2 separate regions of the Homo sapiens genome follow, and region 2 is linked to region 1. A link is an interaction called in ENCODE POLR2A ChIA-PET data of the cell type or tissue named here. Cell type or tissue: PC-3. All regions are shown on one strand. Links, peaks and the distances in the headings refer to the core of each region. The heading gives the core; the rest is flanking DNA. Region 1 has its middle 130 kb from the start of NRBF2. Region 2 has its middle 70 kb from the start of EGR2.

The links. ChIA-PET counts read pairs that join two places held together with the same protein. Peaks named below come from ENCODE experiments on the same cell type or tissue, not always from the same donor. Only the 100,000 strongest peaks of a DNase experiment are listed, where the experiment ranks them.
Region 2: POLR2A ChIA-PET joins it to region 1 with 10 read pairs; 1 of 35 experiments calls an interaction of 5 or more read pairs at or near these places.

What each region holds. Positions count from the first base shown.
Region 1 is chr10:63,001,452-63,008,370 of GRCh38, reverse strand. No RefSeq gene overlaps it. Among named protein-coding and RNA genes, the nearest start is that of NRBF2, 130 kb to the left of the region's middle. In PC-3, for the core only: CTCF peaks have their summits at 3,909 and 4,109 (motif pointing left); DNase peaks (open chromatin) are centred at 2,900 and 4,130; H3K4me3 peaks cover 475 bases; H3K27ac peaks cover 763 bases.
Region 2 is chr10:62,882,959-62,889,877 of GRCh38, reverse strand. No RefSeq gene overlaps it. Among named protein-coding and RNA genes, the nearest start is that of EGR2, 70 kb to the right of the region's middle. In PC-3, for the core only: no CTCF peak of the experiment used is centred there; a DNase peak (open chromatin) is centred at 3,557; H3K4me3 peaks cover 459 bases; H3K27ac peaks cover 1,575 bases.

The sequences.
Region 1 (6,919 bases), core at 558-5,557:
GGTTTGCATTATAAATTTCTAGGAGACAGCACTAATATAGACAGATTGCTGGTTATGCATTTGCTAATCTCTTTCAAGAAAGACCCAGAAACTACAGTTCTCCAATCTGGATCTCAGAGATTATGAGAGAACCAGGCCACTTTCTTTTTTTTTTTTTTTTTTTTGCTTCATAGTAAATTTTTAAAGATGGAAAATGCCAGAAGCAGAGTTACATAAATTGCTCCATATTTTTGTATTGCAAACATTTATACCTAACAAATCACCACTTTTAATATAAAAATACATTGCATTGTAATATATTGTGCCAGCCTTAATACAATTTTAGGATTTATAGAAAGAGGACAATACGGGTGATATGATCCAGTTATGCAACAATTTGAAAGTTGGTAAAAGAACTTCTTTCCATCTCTTGGTTTATATCTGTAAATTGTATGTATAACCTTATTCAGAGATGACTTCAGAAGTCTAAATTAGATGCCATATTTGTAAGTGAGGGCTGGGTCCAGTGGCCCACATGTTGCCACCCCACCCCACCTCACCTCAGTAGTGACAAGCCCTGCTTTTGATCTTTTACATCTGCTACTTGTACCTTTTATGTGCCAGGCTCTCTATGTACACTTTACATTACTTGGAAGCCTTGCAACAACCTGTGAGAAAGATGTCATTGTTGGAGGGTGAAAAGATGACTGCTAATTCTTCCCCAAACTCCTTTCAGCAATGATGTCCTTTAAGGGGTGAGGGCGATCAGAAGTTTTGGGCCGAAAGGATAATGCATAATAAAGGCAGAGAGTGACACGAAATGAAACCCTTGTTGCCTGTCTACCTATAGTTAACCTTGTCTTCTCACCTGTGCTGCATGGAGACGCTCCCAGAAAGCACTTTCTCAGGAACTGATTGTTTGCTTTTGTGTATGCTAGACTGCCCTAAATTGGAAGTATTTTCAAAACTATTTTCTGGAGGGGTGGGAGGAAAGCTACAGCCGATGCCTTGCATGACAGCGCTACCTCTTAGCTACAAATTACTCATTTCAAACCCTGCGTTAGGCGGATGCCGCTTTGCCAATGGGGTTCTCAGGTTCTTACTCTCCTCTATGTATATGCCCTTTATGTCTGTCATGTTGGGTTTTGTTTTGTGACTATGTAAATCGGAGCCAAGGGAGTTTCTTTTTTCTCCATGGTTGGAACCACGGTGAGGCTTTCTCCACAATCCAGCACTTTATACACTTCTGCACTGTGTGGGCAGAAAGCAAGGCGGAGGGAGCTCTTGAATGCGATTTTCACCTGGTTTAAACAAGAGCTTTGATTTTTTTCCTGTTCTTAATCATTTGGGGGCTTGAAGTGAAAGCAGGATTCATAGAGTTTTTTTTTTTTTTTTTTTTTTTAAACTCTGTTTTGGGCTATAGCATGCTTGGATTTTAACACATTATTGATAAAAGGATCCCACAGACTTCTGGAATATGGTAGAATGCTGATTTTATTTATTTATTATTTAGTTAGTTAGTTAGTTTAGGGAGGTTTTCTGTCCTTTTCTGATGCATCTCTGTATGTGGCTAATTACAAAGGCCAACTAGATATTTTCTTCGCCAAACTAGAGCTGGCTGGAAAAAACTTCTCTCACATATTCATTTAGCTAACATTTACTGAGCCTCTACTATGTGCTTGTGCTTAGATCCGGGGATCCAAAGACAGATGAAACAAGGTCCTTGCCCTCAAGCGGCTGAAGGTCAAGACGAGGAAGACATGAGAAAGTGAACATTAGCTAGGAGGTGACCCACGAGCTACATTTTGAAGGGCAGGTAGCTTTAGCTAGGTGAAGAAGGTGGGGATAAGGTTTTTGTTTTTTTTTAATAGATTTTATTTTTTAGAGCAATTTTAGGTTTACAGCAAAAATTGAGCATAAGATAGAGAGAATTCCCATACACGCTCTGACCCCACCAAGGTGTAGACTCCCCCATTAAGTACAATTGTTACAACTGAGGAACCTACAATGACACATCTTTATCACCCAGAGTCTGTAGTTTACATTAGGATTCACTCCTGGTGGTGTACATTCTGTGGGTTTGGACAAATGTATAATGACATGTATCCCCCATTATAGTATCCTACAGAGTAGTTTCACTGTGCTAAAAATCCTCTGTGCTCTGCCTACTCATCCCTTCCTCCTCCCTCAGCCCTTGAAACCACTGTCTTTTGACTGTCTCTACAGGTTTGTCTTTTCCAGAATGTCGTATAGTTGGGACTATACAGTATATAACCTTTTCAGATTGACTTCTTTTGCTTAGTGATATGCATCTAAGGTTACTTCATGTTTTTTCATGGCTTGATAGCTCATTTCTCTTCAGCACTAAATAATATCCCACTGTCTGGATGTACCACAGTTTATTAACCATTCACCTGCTGAAGGCCATCTTAGATTCTTCCAACTTTTGGCAGGGCTAGGTATTTTAAGCAGATATGCTAGGACTTGTGAAGAGGATGAGAACAAGGTCCTTTTGGAAACTTGTACTTGGTATACAGAGTAGAGGGAAGTTTTATGCACAGTAACAGAGAAGGCTCATCCATCATCCAGGGGATCAATCCCAAACCATGTTGTGGGTCCTGTCACTTTTCCACCATTATAATGTGTCATCTTGTAGAGCTTGCTTAGAAACAGATATAGGAAAATCTTATTTCATATAATTCACAAGCTTATTTGGTTAATTTTTAACCTTACTTAAAAACAAAAATCTTCCTTTAGGATGATTTTAAGTTATGGGTTATGTTACAAAAATTAAGTGAAGGGAAATAGTAACTGGTGGGTTTGAGTAGTTTGGCCTACTTATGACTCAAAGAATTGTTTCGTTTTGGTTTTTGGTGAGAGCTCCATTGCATATTTTGGACAGAAGCCCAACTTTGGAGGTTGTTGTTGTTGGTGGTGGTGGTAGTAATCTATCCAATTTAGCTGAATGCTGGTGAGCCACCCTCCATTTCGAAATAAACTAAATAATAAGTGAGTCACTCTGAGAACATAGTCTACAGCCTCATTAACAGGAAAACAATTACTGTTCCCGTTCAATACTTTATGAACTAAGTGGAGTTTACATGACAGATGTAGTTATGCCTTTAGCATGCTTGTGATCAATCTGATCAATATTTCACTTAAATAATCTACAGGCACCTTAGTTTTTTTTCCTTGACAGACTTTATCTCTTAATTTAACAAACATTGTTTGATCTTGTGATAGTCTCTCTTAAACACACTTGAGTTATTCATGAGCTCTTTCAGTAACTGTGTCCCTAAGAAAGTCAGTTGTTTACAGCTTGGCGAAGTAGTATTTTATTTCCATTTGCAAAGGCACTTTGAAAAGTATAAGGTGTGATGTAAATGCCGACTATTATTATTCTATAATTTTTTGCTCCTTCTCCCCTTTTTTTCCAGGACAATGAAATAATTCAATATGGGGATCTCTGTTTTATACTGTTGAACTATTAAGAAATCATCTCATGAACATAGAGATGTTCATATGATTTGACTCAATAATCCCATACCTAAGGATAGTTACTAAATAAATAAATCCACAGAAATAAGTCTCTTTGCCGTTCACTGCTTGGTCGTAATGGTGCTATTTACAATAACGGGAGACTCAACTCAACTTGTAAGCTAACAAAGTAGAAATTCCAAACATTTAACATGATGGAAATGCTTTAATAACCAAATGCAGGAGAAAATACTATGTTGGCATGGTTTTGACGGTTGGCACAGAAAGTTGGAAAGAAGCTTATGATAGATTGTATGAAAGAGCAGAATATGAATTGAGCCATGTACACAATCATATAGAATGGATAAGCCTATGGGAAAAATTACGACATTAGAATATGGGAGAAGGGAATTGGAAGACGGAATTTATTGTACTATTCTTTACTGAAATGTTTCTTAATATTGATGTAATATCTTGTCAATGATTTTAAAATTAAAGCCTTGTAGGTCCTTAATCTAAAGAGTGCCCACAAAATTTCATACTTGTGGCAACCTTTAAAAGAAACTATTTGCTATGGGGTGACCAAAGGCATCATCACATTCAGAGCATATTTATTAGACATCATTCGTTTGTGGAGGAGGATTATTAATACTTGCCCTCTAGTGGCTTAAAGTTGTAAACAAACAATTTTGGCTTAGTTTTTGGTTGCTATTGCTAATGGCCCTGTTTGTGAGGATAAAACTGATATGGTTTGGATCTGTGTCCCCGCCAAATTGCATGTCGAATTGTAGTCCCCAGTGTTGGAGGTAGGGCCTAGTGGGAGGTGATTGGATCATGGAGGTGGATTTCTCATGAATGACTTAGCACCACCCTTTGGTACTGTTTTCAGTAGTGAGTGAGTTCTCAGGAGATCTCGTCATTTAAAAGTGTGTGGCACCTCCCACTCCTTTCTTTTGCTGCTCCAGCCCTATCTGTTCCCTCCTGGCCTTCCACCATGATTGTAATTTTCCCGAGGCTTTCCCAGAAGGTAAACAGATGCCAACATCATGCTTTCTGTACAGCCTGCAGAACTGTGAGCCAATTAAACCTTGTCTCTTTATAAACTACGCAGTCTCAGGTGTTTCTTTTCTTTTTTTTTTTTTTTTGAGACTGAGTCTTGCTCTGTAGCCCAGGCTGGAGTGCAGTGGTGTGATCTCGGCTCACTGCAACCTTCGCCTCCCAGGTTCAAGCGATTGTCCTGCCTCAGCCTCCCGAGTAGCTGGGGTTACAGGCGCCTGCCACCACACACGGCTGATTTTTGTATTTTTAGTAGAGACAGGGTTTCACCATGTTGGTCAGGCTGGTCTCAAACTCCTGACCTCAGGTGATTCACCAGCCTCGGCCTCTCAAAGTTCTGGGATTACAGGCGTGAGCCACCACGCCCAGCCTAGGTACTTCTTTATAGCAATGTGAGAACAGACTAATATAAAACCTTGCTGTAAAATGAAAACTCACATGGGTATGTCCAAAAAGCACCATATGGTCAGTGTCTCCTATCCTAAACCTGCCCGTTGTAGCTTTTTTGCCCACATTTCTGAGGGCAGAGCAGCATAGACATTGGGAACCTGGCCTCTGCAATGAAAAGAACTGGCTACGTGAACTGAGGTTCTGCCGCACACCCACCTGCTTGGTGACCTTGGGCACATTCTATCACTTTGCTTTCCTCATTTACTAAAAGGGGTAATAATAATGCTACCATGCTACATGGCATGTAAAGTGCTATTATCATTACTACTTTTCCACCACTGATTCTAAGGCTCTAGTGCTGATCTTGGTGCTGGGGATGAGCAGAGAAATATAAGATGTATAGGCTTTTAATGGGATTTTCAACTGCTTAAAGAGATAAGATCTATTTCCATGCAATGATTGTGAAAATACATAGTAAATGCTAAAGGAGTAATAAAATTATATATTATTGCTTCTAAGGTAGTATTTTTCACATTTTATGTCTGTATTATTGGGATGCATCTAATAAGTGATAATGATTTACTATTTGGCAGCCTAATTGGCAGCATCTTTTCATTTTTAGTGGTATATAAAATAATGTTACATCTTAAACTGATTCAGTGCAATGTGGTAGTTAGTACATATGTTAGTACATATGTTACATTTAAAAAATATTTATCAAGGACCAGGTAAAGGATAAAATGAGTTATAAGCATTATCAAAAATAATCCTCAGAGTAAGTTCTGTGAATTTGGGAAATGGGAAAACCATGGGAGAAATTATCAATGAATTTTAAGGCAGTGAGGTTATAAAGGATTCCTAAGGTCTGACTTGAACTAAGCTGCACAATAAGGAGAGCCAATTTGGATAAGCTGAAAGAAGAGGGGTAGGGATGCCGGGAATATTTGCTGTCAGTGAGTTGTGCTCGGGTTATTCATTCCTTAGTAGAATCTCTCCCATCCTTACTGAATTTTTTTTAAAGGGAAGACTTGGGACAGCTTTTCTTTAGTCTGATATCTTCTCTCATCTATTTTGCTTTTTTTTTTTGAGACAGAGTCTTACTCTGGAGCGCAGTGGTGAGATCTCAGCTCACCTTCACCTCCTGGGTTCAAGCAATTCTCCCAACTCAGTCTCCCAAGTAGGTAAGCTGGGAGAATCAGGCTGCTACGGGGGCACACCACCACGTCTGGCTAACTTTTGTATTTTTTGGTAGAGACGGGGTTTACCATGTATGTTGGCCAGGCTGGTCTCAACTCCTGACCTCAAGTGATCCACCCGCCTCGGCCTCCCAAAGTGTTGGGATTACAGGCACAAGCCACTGCACCCAGTCTATTTTGCTTTTGAATTTTAATTGCTTTAAGCAAGTTTTTTTGTTGTTACTGTTTTGTTTTGTTTTGATCATTAAATGTAGGCACTATTGACATTTTGGGCTGGATAGTTCTTTGTCATAGGGGGCTTTGTTGGCATTGTGGGATACGTAGCCTCCTCCCTGGTCTCTACCTATTGGATGCTAGTAGCACCTTCCAGTTGTGACATCTGAAAGTCTCCAGACATTGCCAAATGTTCCCTGGGGCGGGGGGTGGATGTGTAAAATTGCCCCCAGTTAAGAACCACTGGCTTAAAGAAAAAAGCACACCTCTCATTTTTTTCTCTCCCCCTCTCTCTTTTGCTCTCATTCTTGTTCTCTGTGTTAAGGAAGAAAAACCTAGATTTTTTTTTTAACAACTTTAGAATTTTTTTTTTACAACTCTTCTCTCCTGGTATTGAAGTCTTGCCAGTGGACCACAATGATGGCATTGTGTGTAAGTCTAACAAGCATCCGCTCATTTGCCAGTTTACCATTAATTCTTAAGTGTGATGGGGTTAGGGGAATTGGTACCCCAGGGAGCATATTTTTAAAAACTTATTATTTTGAATAATTTTAGATTTGCAGAAGAGTTGCAAAGATGGTACAGAATGTTCCCGCATACCTTTCTTC
Region 2 (6,919 bases), core at 1,059-6,058, 120 kb after region 1:
AGGCATTATTTAGGCATTAGTTATTTTATTGTTACCCTTTCTTTCTTTCTTTCTTTCTTTCTTTCTTTCTTTCTTTCTTTCTTTCTTTCTTTCTTTCTTTCTTTCTCTCTTTTTCTCTCTTTCTCTCTCCCTTTCTTTCTTTCTTTCTTTCTTTCTTTCTTTCTTTCTTTCTTTCTTTCTCTGTCTCTCTCTCTCTCTTTCTTTCTTTCTTTCTCTCTCTCTCTCTCTCTGTCCCTTTCTTTCTTTCTTTCTTTCTTTCTTTCTTTCTTTCTTTCTTTCTTTCTTTCTTTCTTTCTTTCTTTCTTTCTTTCTTTCTTTCTTTCAAGATGGAGTCTCAGTCTGTCACCCAGGCTGGCGTGCAGTGGTGCGATCTTGGCTCACTGCAACCTCCGCCTCCCAGGTTCAAGTGATTCTCCAACCTCAGCCCCCCGAGTAGCTGGCATGACAGGCGTGCACCACCACACCCAGCTAATTTTTGTATTTTTGGTAGAGACAGGGTTTTTCCATGTTGCCCAGGCTGGTCTCGAACTCCTGACCTCAAGTGATCCACTTGCCTTGGATTCCCAAAGTGCTGGGATTACAGGCATGGAACACCTTGTCCAGCCACATTAGTTAATTTAATCATTTACTTGGTTAAATGCAATAAACTGTTTTCCCTCTTTATTTTCTGCATCAGAATATCTTACTGGGAACAAAGGAAAAGCATAAGAAATCAAGGGGGTAATGGTAATGTGATTTGATTGTGTGGGTTTCTTCTTCACCTTGAGAGACCAGAACACATCACCAGAGTATTCTACTGCAGCCCAAACCAGTGAGCATCAAGGCTCCAAGAGGCGTAAGAGGTCACCTGATGCATCTAACTGGTTTAGGAAGGAACCTGAGGCCCAGGGAAGGTCCCGTGGTCTTGATTGTCAATGGTGGATGCCTGCTGTCCACCAGTGCTCCAGGTGCTCTCAGTACACACAGCACCTGAAAACAAGGCATCACTTGGACAAGGGGGAGAAGTCTCCACATTTAGTGGATCCTGGGTAGAAATATGAATAACTTATTTCAGTTGTTGGAAAGCCTTTCATCTAGTGTGTTCAAATAGAAGGTGAAAAATGGGCCTATGTGTTTTCTGAGTCACACTAGATTTCCTCTTATCCCCATTTCTGAGCCTGCTTAATGATTTGCAGGAGTAGTTTAATAGAGCCCTCAATGGTGGTGGTAGCAGTGCTAGAATTTCTGACTTGGGTCCCCAGGAAGAATAAACACATATCCTCTTTAGTTGAGTGAGATCTCTTCACATCTCTTCAAGTCTGGCATCCATAAGCTGCAAACGGACTAAGATGCCCTTAGCTTTCTCAAGCGTCCAGCTGACATCCAACAGGGCCAAGTTCTCTGCCAAGTTCCCAATGGGTCATGACCTCATTTTTCAAGATGGTAACATGGATGAGCTGGGGCGATAATGAGATGACATATTTTAGTGATGAACTTCATTTAGATTTGTATTATCATTTTTTATTGTGAAATAATACATTCAAAAGATTATATGCCATACATGTGTAATTAAAAGATGAATAATAAAATGACCACCCATGTAACTACCACCCAACTTTTAAATTAGAACATATTAATATAACCTTATATGGGCTAGACTGAAAGCTCCTTGAGAGGCTGTGTGTGTGTGTGTGTGTGTATATATATATATATGACATATGTTACGTGTGTGTGAATAAATGTATATATATACAATTTTTTAGTACTTAGCAAGTACTGTATATATAAAATGTACATATATAAAATATATACACATATATAAACATACATATACACATATATATTTATTTGTATATACAAAATCAATTGCTTAAAGAGGTTAAGCAATTTGACCAAGGTTACACACTCACAAGAGGCAGATCTGGATTTGAAACCAGGCTTCTCAAAACTTGCAATCTCACTCACCCTACCTTCTTGACTAATCTTTTACAGCCCTTTGCTCTCCTCTACAACCTTTAGTGGAGTGCTGAGTGCATGACTGGCATTCAGTCAGAACCAAGGGAGGGTTGCCTGGTTGAGATTTAGAACACAGAGGATAAATAAAGCAAGTTGACAAGCAGTGCAGGAGCCCGCTCCTACTACAGAGCTGGCTAATTGTGCACACCTTTTTCCAATTTCGTGTTTGGTGCCATCACACTGGGTGCTCCACATTGGCTGTGGTGGGAATATTTACACCATGGAAATTGGCAAATGTGACCAGTCATGGCTCCCTTTTCCCCACTGTGGGGCTGTTGTAAAGTCTTTTGATGGTGTGTTGTGGCTGATCACAGGGAGGAACATCAGAAACATGTCTATGAGGGACATTCAGCTCTGCTGTATTCTTTACAAAAGTCCATACCCCTAATCTAATCATGAAAACACAACACACAGACCCAGATTGGGGAACTTTCTACAGGATGCCTGACAAGCCCCAAACTATCAAGTGTTAAAGCTGCAAGAGGCCTAAGAGATCACCTGATGCATCCTACTGTCTTCAAAAATCTTGAACCAGTTTTAAAAAATTGCGATAGTTTACATAAAAATCAAGATTTCTGCAATAGTAGTATTGTAATCACACCCAGCAAAAATTGGCTAGAACTGAGTGAGTTTCCCCCTTTTATTGGTGTCTGAATTCTCCAGTTTACAGTCGTTTCTATCTTTCATACAACTGTACTCAAATGTACCTAAGCCGGTCCAAACCCGCATATTCTATTGCCTGTCAGGCTCCTCAAGGCAATTGGGTTTATCTTTGTAGTCTATATTAACTTAAATGTGCAGTAAGACTGGGGAGAGAAGCCAGCCGGGCTGGAGTGCTGGGGGAAGTCTTTCTGGAGAGGTGCCTTTGCCTGGTGCCAAAGAGCAGCAATTCTCAGTGTGGGACCACCAGCATCGGCATCACCTGGGAACTTGTTAGAAATGCACATTCTTGGCACCATCCCAGACCTACTGAACCAGATACTCTGGAGGTGGGGCCGGCAACCTTTGGTTCAGCAAGCCCTGTGGGTGATTTGAATGTGTGCTAAAATTGGAGAACCACTGCATAGGCAGGCAGGTTTGAGATGGGCAGAGCCAGGTGGTCCAGGCAAGATGCCTCACTCTAGTAGTGGGGAGCTGGGAGTGGGCATGGACCATTTCATGGGTTTGCAAGTCAGTGTGCTGTGGGACAGAGCCTGGGGTCCGTGTGAGTTTTCAAGTCTATGGACCCTGGGCATATGCTGTATGGATGTGGGCTTTGCTTCCAACTGTTTCCGATGCTCTGTGTCAGAATGGGTAGGCGCCTGCCTGGGTTGAGGCTCAGGATTCCATGCTTGTCCTCTTTGGTGCTTCCTTCAGCAGCCACCCCATCCTTGCGCCATCAAAATCTCTGCAATGTGGATTTAGTGAGAAAAGAGAAAACAGTCCATTGTGGTTTCTTTTGATTGGCAGGTGATTAACCCCTTGGAGTCAGTCCTTTGTCCATGTGGCAGTTCCCTGGGTCTGAGTTGAGTGAGAGGGTTATGTAAATATGAGAAAATGTCAACAGATGTAAAGTATGTATCATGTACATTCCTACCTCCTTACTCTATTTTTAAGGACCTAGATCAAGTTTTACCTCCTCCTGAGTCCCTGTCAGGACTGTCTCTCCACTCTCTGTGTGTAACTCCTTGATATTTGCAGAGTGTCTGCGCTTCTGCCGTTGTGAACTGACCCCTAGGGATTCCCATCCGTATCCTCTTCCTCCTCCAGCTTCCCTCCTGACTCACTGCCTAACTCTTACTCATCTTTCAGGCTTCTTGTTAAATGTCACCATTTCTAGAAGCCCTTGCTGACCACACAGGGAATGGGACAGTTTCTTAGATCTGCTGGCATTGCCTGATTACTCTGACAGGAATTGTCACGTTGATCACTGTCCCAGCATCTAGCACAGTGCAGCGCACATAAGTGGTGCTCAGTCAGCACTCACTTCATGAACAAGTTGCCTGCAAACACACAGTGCACAGCATTGCCTAGTGGTTAAGCACCCTGGCTCTAGAATAATCAGTCTGTGTCTGAATCCTGGCTCCACCTAACTGGTAGTGTGGACAAACCACTTAACATCGCTGCGCTTTCTATTAAGGGACACATTGCTAGTACTGACTACAGGGTGTTTCATGGTGACCAAATGAGCTAAAATACTTAAAGCATGTAAAGAAATCTCCAGCAAATAGTAAGTGCTCAACAGCTATTAGCAGTCAACAGGCTTTTGGTGATGATTTATTGAATGAGACTGATGATATCTGACCTGAAGAAATTCTATTTATTTAAGTGGAAATATTTGTGAGACCTGACCCCAAAAAAGGGATGGAGGCATGCCTACCTGCTCAACAAGTGGTGCCTTTATTTTATTTTATTTTATTTTATTTTATTTTATTTTATTTTATTTTATTTTATTTTATTTTATTGAGATGGAATCTCGCTCGGTCACCCAGGCTGGAGTGCAGTGGCGTGATCTTGGCTCACTGCAATCTCTGCCTCCCAGTTTCAAGTAATTCTCATCCCTCAGCCTCTCAAGCAGCTGGGATTACAGGCATGCACCACTATGCCCAGCTAATTTTTGTATTTTTAGTAGAGACGGGGTTTCACCATGTTGCCCAGGCTGGTCTCGAACTCCTGACCTCAAGTGATCCACCTGCCTTGACCTCCCAAAGTGCTGGGATTACAGGTGTGAGCCACGGTGTCCGGACAAGTGGTGCCTTTACTGCTCTTCTTTTTTTCTTCTTTCTCCAGGGTAGCAACAAGTTGGGACTGATCAGGCTCACCAGACTTATTTGGGGTAGATGTATTCTAAGAGATAAACCCAAAGTTCAGAAGCTTTTCTGCTGTTTAGACTGACTCCATTAGTATTTCTTCCAAACAGCTTAAAGGTGTTAAATCTATTTGCTTGCTAGAGACACATGTATGTGACTGCAAGCCTATTTGTATCTGGGGAAGAGATTCTGAATGTGATCCAGTTCCTGTGCATTTTACCTATTTTATCTTGAGTTGGCTGCCTTCTGCCACAGGGTTGTAATTAATATTGTGTAGAACAGGAGGCTCATTAAATCGCCTCATTATGACTGTTCAGGTTCTGGGGTTTGGCTGAAAAGGATTTCCCTATTATCAGTGCCTGACATATATTCCTAATCAAGCAGGCCAATTCTCTTCTGTCAAGGACTGTCTTCCAAATGGAGATGGTATTTATTCTGACTTGTACTATTAGTGTGAAAGATGTTGGTTCTGCTGAGAGACATATAGGTCCCTGTCACAGGTCAGAGCTTTTTTTTCACAGACATGCAGAATGTAGGAATTCATAAGACACCATGCTTTTAGAGGCTGGCCTGTCAGTTGGGTTCATTCTTAAGTCTTTGGTGGAGGCAGAATTTTTGAAAAGGAAAATAAACATGATTATAAATTTTTGGAATCTTTGTGTCAGAAGAGGCTTTAGTAGCCATGTGACCTTCCACTCAACAGATGAGTTTTCTCTTACCAATTATGATTCCTGATTCTCAATCTTTGCTTGATGGCTTCCTTTGACAAAGAGCTCAGTACCTCTAGTGTGGCCATTTCAGACAGATCTAAGGAAAATCCGTGGCAATGTTGACTTGTAATTTGTCTTCCTCTTACTAACCCATTGTCCATCCTCTTACTAACCCATTGTCCCTAGTTCTGCCATTCAGAGCTGCACAAAACAAGTCTGGTCACTATTCTTTGAGAAAGCACTTTGAGCATTTGAGATAGCTCCCTCCTTCCCTTCTAATCTCTTCTTTAGATTAAATGTCTTCTCTTTATGGTTAGTCAGATCCTTCATCCTGCTATTCACTGATGCAAAATGAGATACCTTTCAGCCCTCCTCAGATGTGGTATCCAGAAGTGAATGAACCTTGCATGTGTGGTTAGTTCACCTGAAGGTCCAGGGAGGGGCTTCTGGAATTTTCCATGGAGGACAGTGTCACATGGTATTTTTGCCAGGTGGTGAGAAGTGTTGTTCTCTCTTCCTCAGGACCTTTTACTGCAGGGACCTGTACCTTACTGCAATCACACTTGCTCACTGCATGGTCGCTGGGGATACACCACTGAACTGGGCTTATGCTTAGAGCCTTTGGAGTTAGGCTGCCAGCATACAAAGCCCAGCTGTGCTGCTTGCAATTTGGTGTGATGTTGGGCAAGTTGTTCAACTTCTCTGAGCCTTGGTTGGGATGATAATAAGGTTTACCTCAGAAGCTGTTATGAGAATTCCTAAGATCAGGCATGTAATGGTTTAGCAGAACTTCTGAAAAATACTTAATAAAGTGCTGATAATTATTAATAACAACTAAACACCAATTATCTATACCCCACTTCTTCCCTTATCCTGAGCTTTGAGTCTCTGAATTTTGACCTTTAGCGGGTAATGCCAAACCTGAGAAGGGGGTGGGGCAGGAAATTTGTGGTAATTCCAAATGAATTTGTCTTTCACTTGAGTTCTTTTTTTATGTCCAATCTCAATACACTCATCGAGAACCTTTTCCATCCAGATTACTTTTTATATAATGTCGCATTTCATGTGAGAGAGAGAGAAAAAGAGAGTCCATGAACTCTATGTTCTTTCAAATGCTTTAGTGGAATGATCTCTCTCTCTCTTTCTCTCTCTCTCTTTCCTGTCCTGGGTCCTTCCTTCAAATGAACTGTTACTCAGAACCCCAGTGTGTAAGACAGATAACAGCTGAGCAGGTCCCTCTGGCAGTTCTCATCTTCTCTCCTTGGCAGAAGCAGCCTCATTGTTTGGGAAACCCCTGGAGGTTATCTGTGGAACCCCAGGATTCTGAGATGTATGTTTGAAAGCCTCTGCAAGAACCAGTTCCACATCCAAGTTTCTGAAATCTGGCCCTAATCCTTTCATTTGCCTGATCTCTTCCTGTGGGGT